Linked DNA regions of Homo sapiens: region 1 is linked to region 2. A link is a contact called in ENCODE Hi-C or POLR2A ChIA-PET data. All regions are on one chromosome and are shown on one strand. The core of a region is the stretch at or near the end of the contact, and the rest is flanking DNA. Distances in the headings are between cores, read along the strand shown.

Evidence for each region. A loop is a pair of places that touch in the nucleus more often than their neighbours do. ChIA-PET counts read pairs that join two places held with the same protein, here RNA polymerase II (POLR2A). Pooled maps may share reads with other maps.
Region 1: a loop to region 2 is called in a pooled map, with 2.3 times the contacts of the local background. The contact joins the enhancer-like site here to the promoter of FANCI in region 2. A Hi-C loop is called at or near these places in 1 of 168 maps with a recorded cell type or tissue (ascending aorta) and 8 of 50 pooled maps. POLR2A ChIA-PET finds 5 or more read pairs at or near these places in 1 of 52 experiments (A549).

The regions. Positions count from the first base shown.
Region 1 is chr15:89,001,196-89,003,895 of GRCh38, reverse strand. No RefSeq gene overlaps it. Among named protein-coding and RNA genes, the nearest start is that of CARMAL, 38 kb to the left of the region's middle. RefSeq lists a silencer at 804-1,098 and an enhancer at 1,116-1,727. Within about 2 kb of position 1,398, at least 3 of the 41 ENCODE cell types and tissues checked have a DNase peak (open chromatin) inside an H3K27ac peak, as active enhancers do.
Region 2 is chr15:89,242,664-89,245,363 of GRCh38, reverse strand. It overlaps FANCI (FA complementation group I), which reads right to left and starts at 1,385. Exons shown (of 38, transcript NM_001113378.2): 1 at 1,331-1,385. RefSeq lists an enhancer at 803-1,182.

The DNA of each region.
Region 1 (2,700 bases), core at 149-2,648, 240 kb after region 2:
AGCTGCAGGAAGCAACGCAATGGCGCTTGTGAAAGGAAAATAGAAACTCCGGACCCCAGTTCACTGTGCTGAAAGGGAAAAAAATTAAGCTGAAAGCTGCATCATGCAATCCACTGCCTTTCCTTTTGTTCCTAAGCAGGTAGCTACAGGTAAAAGGTTAGAAATCTCCACAGGTGGCCAGGCGCGGTGGCTCTCGCCTGTCCCTCAATTTGGGAGGCTGAGGCAGGTGAATCACGAGGTCAGGAGATGGAGACCATCCTGGCTAACATGGTGAAACCCCGTCTCTACGAAAAATACAAAAAATTAGCCAGGTGTGGTGGTGGCACACGCCTGTAGTCCCAGCTACTCAGGAGGCTGAGGTATGAGAATTGTTTGAACCTGGGAGGTGGAGGTTGCAGTGAGCTGAGATCGTTCTACTGTACTCCAGCCTGGTGACAGAGCAAGATTCCGTCTCAAAAAAAAAAAAAAAAAAAAAGAAAGAAAGAAAGAAAGGAATCTCCACAGGTAGCTACTGTGTTCACCTTATGTGAAGTCCTGATTACTGAGTGCCAGATGAATACATAATTACATAATTGACTGTCCCCTTCCTTGCTCCTTTTCTCTTGTAACATGTGAATTACTGTGCTGTCTTTTCCCTCCAGCCCACTTTCCCCTTTAAATATTGATACCTTCAAAATCATCTTTGGAGAAAGGCACTGACCTGTCTCTCAGGTGTGTCCTTAACTTTGGCAAAATAAGCTTCTCCATTGATTGAGACCTGTCTTGGATACTTTTTGGTGTACATGCTTAGAGCCTCTGCTCGGAGCTGGCCTGTGTCACCTCCACCATGTTTCATGGGCCATAATCACTCATGTGGCCAGGCCTGACAGGGCAGGAAAGGCACACTCTTTCCCCGGGAGGCACCACACATCTCATGGCTGGTGGGGATAAACAGTCTGCTTCTAGGAAGCGGGGCAGCGGATGACAGAAACCAGAATCTAATCCAATCGCCCACACCTGGTCAACTTTCTTTTCACAACTATAACTGGCCTTTTTAGCAGCATTATTTCATAAATGCAGCTGACAAGAAAGAAAGTCATTTTACACCGTGGAGTCCGTGGTAGAAGACCAGGCACTGGGATGAAAAGGTCAGCGCTGGGGTACAGGGCCCCCCTTTTCAGTTCATTCACGGTGCTCCTGCCGGGGTCAGGGGGTGGCCAAGCCCTCCTCAGGCCACTGGGATTCCCCTCACCTCAGGCTGCCCTCCCTCCCTGAGGTTATGGGTTCAGCCTGTCTGGGACCTTGGTGGTAGGGTTTTTTGGTGGTAGTCAGGCGTTTGCTTTTTTTCTCTAATAAACAAAGCAAGAGGTCAGTGGGATGAGCTGGCCACACTGTCTGAAGCAGGCGGAAGTGCTGTGGTTTCTGGCGACTGTAAACATCTGTGTGCAGGAGGTGGTGTGGGCAGATGTGCTGGCAGAGAGGAGGGCCACTCTGCAGAAGCCCCAGGCTCTGATATCTCTCTCTCCCTTGTTGTTTTGGCAAAAGAATCACATGGTTAAAATAGTAGAAGTTCAGATCAAAAATAGAACTAGATAGCCAGGGGCAGTGGCTCATGCCTGTAGTCCCAGCTACTCAGGAGCCTGAGGCAGGAGGATCATTTGAGCACAGGAGTTAAAGACCAGTCTGCACAACTTAGGGAGACCCTGTCTCTAAAAATAATAATAATAATAATAATAATAATAATAATAATAATAATAATAAAGATATAATCTGTGTACAGCACCCTTGACCCAACTAACTCCATCTTAGAAAAAGACTCCATTTTATATTTCACAGGGCACTTTGCCAACAAGGATAAGATATTTTGCTTAATAAGCAGAAAAAAAAAAAGATAAAGGCTGCATCCAACCAGATAAAGACACAAACAAGCACAACTCTTCCAACTGTCAGTTGTCACCAGAGAACTCTGTGACTCTAAAAGAGCAGGCCTGGCTGGGCACGGTGGCTCACACCTGTAATCTCAGCACTTTGGGAGGCTGAGGCGGATGAATCACGAGGTCAGGAGTTGGAGACCAGCCTGGCCAACATGGTGAAACCTCGCCTCTACTAAAAATACAAAAATTGGCCAGGCATGGTGGTGCATACCTGTAATCCCAGCTACTCAGGAAGCTGAGGCAGGACAATTGCTTGAACCTGAGGTTCCTTGTCTCATGGCCACAGAGATCAAGGATGCGGACACACAAAGAGTGAGGGGTTAAGAGTGGAAATTTAATCAGCAAAAGAAAGAGAATAGCTTTCTACTACAGAGAGGTGTCCTGAAAAAATGGGTTGCTGATCCATGGTGAAATGCAGGGGGGGTTATAGATGAGCTAGTGGGAAGGTGGTGTCTGATCTACATAGGGCATGAAAAACTGGTTGGGACCAAGTGTCCTACATCTGCCACCCACCTGCATAGGGTGTGAATCTCTGGCAGCCCCCACCCAGTCTTTTATTATGCAGGTGGGTTCCCTGCCTGAGCTGCGCCATGTTGCCCATTTCTTTCTTACTGTATACATGCTGACAAAAAACGGGAAGGTGGAGCTTCCACGGTGGACATGCTTGGCCCCCAGGTAGCCCTTTTCTATTGGTGCAGCTGCTGGCAATCCCCCATGCAAGCTTCCAGCTTTCTTATTTATGTTTGCAGCTTGATTTTTCAGGCTGCTCTTTGTTAGGGAAAAAAAA
Region 2 (2,700 bases), core at 136-2,635:
AAAAAAAAAAAAAAAAAAAAAAAAAAAAATAGCTGGGCGTGACGGCACGCACCTGTAGTCCCAGCTACTTGTGAGGCTGAGGCAGGAGAATCACTTGAACTCAGGAGGCGGAGGTTGCAGTGAGCCGAGATCGCGCCACTGCACTCCAGCCTGGCAACAGAGGGAGACTCTGTCTCAAAAAAAAAAGAAAAGAAAAGAAAAGAAAAGCTCAGTATAGGTTGTTAAACGTTCCCCTAGTACATCCTCTCATGGCACCAGTAAACTCTCTTACATACTGTCACCAATTTTTAATATTACATGTGTAATTATCAGATTAACAAATGTTATCTCCCACTAGACTATAAGTCCCCTAAGGACACGGGCCGTAGCTGGTTTTGTTTATCATTGTATCTCCAGCACTTAGCACAGTACCTAGCTCAAACTAGGTAACAAATGTTTGTTGAACAAATTATTGAACCCCTATAATAGGGAAAACACTGAACCCAGCACTTTACATTCATTAACATGACTCCCACAACACCACCTACTAGGTAGGTGTAATATTAGCCCCATTTTAGATGAACAACTTTTGGGATTCAGAGATTAGGGAATTTCCCCCAAGATTAGAAGGCTACCAAGTGGCAGAGAGAGAAGTGAAACCCGAGTCTGTCCAGCTCCGGACTCCAAGATCCCATGCTTTGAACTACCGGATGCAAACAGGACACACCAACCTAAAAAGGTGTCCAGCCAGAAGGGGCAGGCGGCTTCGGAGGGGGATACGTTTAAATCAACCTAGGCACATTTGCTAAAATCATCCTAAAACCAGAGGTAAGACCAGAGGCGGGTGGCTGTGAATTCCCTGAACGCGAAGTAGATTCCTTGCCAAGAGACGCTGGGGAGCATCAGAGATCTGAAGCCAAGATCCGAGAATGGCAGAGCCCCGCCGGCGGGAAACGCCGCGGCCTTCCCTTCCGGGTTCTTCAGTTAACAAGCCGTGAGCGCAAATACAAAAACTATAACACGAAGCAGCTGGTGATGGAGACCGCGACCGGACAACAAATGCAAAGCAAGGTTAAGGGAAATTTCTCAGAAGTAAGAGCTCACCCTCGGCCAAGGGGGAAGAATTTAACAGAAGGGGCTCCGACTGAGGCACACCCCTAGGAGGGAACCGCGAAAGCTGAGGCAGGCGGCGGGAGACAGCGGAGCGCGCCTACTTTCCACGCCAGAGAAAATACCAGAACGCCAAGTCAGGACAGGAGCCTCCTTTCCCCCACAGAACCGCTCCCTCCCAGGGGCCCAGTCCCACAGCCCGAGCACCTCGCGAGCCGCTCTGCAGTCACCTCGGCCTCACCTCCGCCACAAACTTCCAAAAAGCCCGCTCAACCCAACGCCGCCACACTTCCGTTACCCGTAACAACAAGATCCGCCCCCGCGGCTCACTTCCGCCGTCCGGGTACCTGCGGGCGGGGTGTACCATGAAGACTGAAGGGGTGCCGGGAAGCGTGCGGGAGCGTCCCAGCTCACAGTCGGAGGGGGGCGCTGCCTGTCCGAACTCGCGCTAGGGACCGCCGATGAGCACGCGCGGTGGGACCTGAGCGTGCCCAGCGCGGTGTCCCGACAGGTTCAGCTTCCCTCCTGTCCTGTTGAGGGAGTAGTCAGTGCGGGAGGGGACTCACAATTGGTGGCCCCGCAGGTCTTGGCACTGGAAAAGCCTGGAAGGCAGAGGCGGATTTCATACTCCACCTTGTGCCAAGGGACGGTAACCCCTCAGATGTAAGCCCCCTGTGGCTAGGGGTCTTAATGGACTTTTGGGAGTTGTGGTTTTTGTTTGTTCTCTGTTTTGTTTTGTTTTGCGCTCCCCTTGCGTAACCCCAGCGTTTATTGCATAGCCTGGCAAAAGCAGCGAATATTTGTTAAATGAACAACTGACAGTGGGGCGAAGACCGACAGAGGGTGGGCCGAGATTCTATTTTGGGTTGAGGGAGCACCTTGCGCAAAGGGTCTGAGAGCAACGAGCAAGCAACAGAGCCCCTGGCCAGTTCAGAAGGCGAAGGTGCTCGGTGGGAGTGGGAAGGCAGGGGTTTCTAACTCCTTTTCATATTGGGGGCAGTGGGGAACCGCTGAAGGGGAAGGACATGACTGTGTTCGCATTGTAGACTGCTGTCTCGGGCAGGTGAGGACCGCAGAAACTGTTGAAAAGAGATGAGCCAGGTGGGGCGGACCGAAGGCAGGACCCCCCTTAGAAGACTGTAAGTTGTCCCAAAGATAGGTGGTGGTGGCCCAACCTTGGCAATGGGGACAGAAAGGAGTGGACCGCATGTGAAAGAGATTAGGAGGTAGAGATTTAGGAAGCCCAAATATCCGGATTTGAGGGGGTGTGGGCGTTGTTGAGGAATGTTCAGGCTTGAGCGACTGGGGTTGGGGGGCGGGGAGTTAATCCTGCAGTTGACTAACACAGGGAGCACAGGAAAAGGATGATGGGGTGATGATGAGCCCTTCAGAGTTGGACGCACCAAATTTGAGGTGCCTGTGGGATGGCAAGTGAAGGAATGCTAAGATCAGGGAGCATTTCAGTCTGGAACCTGACTCGACTCCCAGCCCTCGGGGGTAGAACGGGTCTACATGGCCAGTTATTGAAGAAACAGAGCTATTGGAGGAGAATGGTTCCTCTCAGCTGTCTAGACCTGCTCCTTGCTTGTGACCCTTCAGCATTTTTTTCCT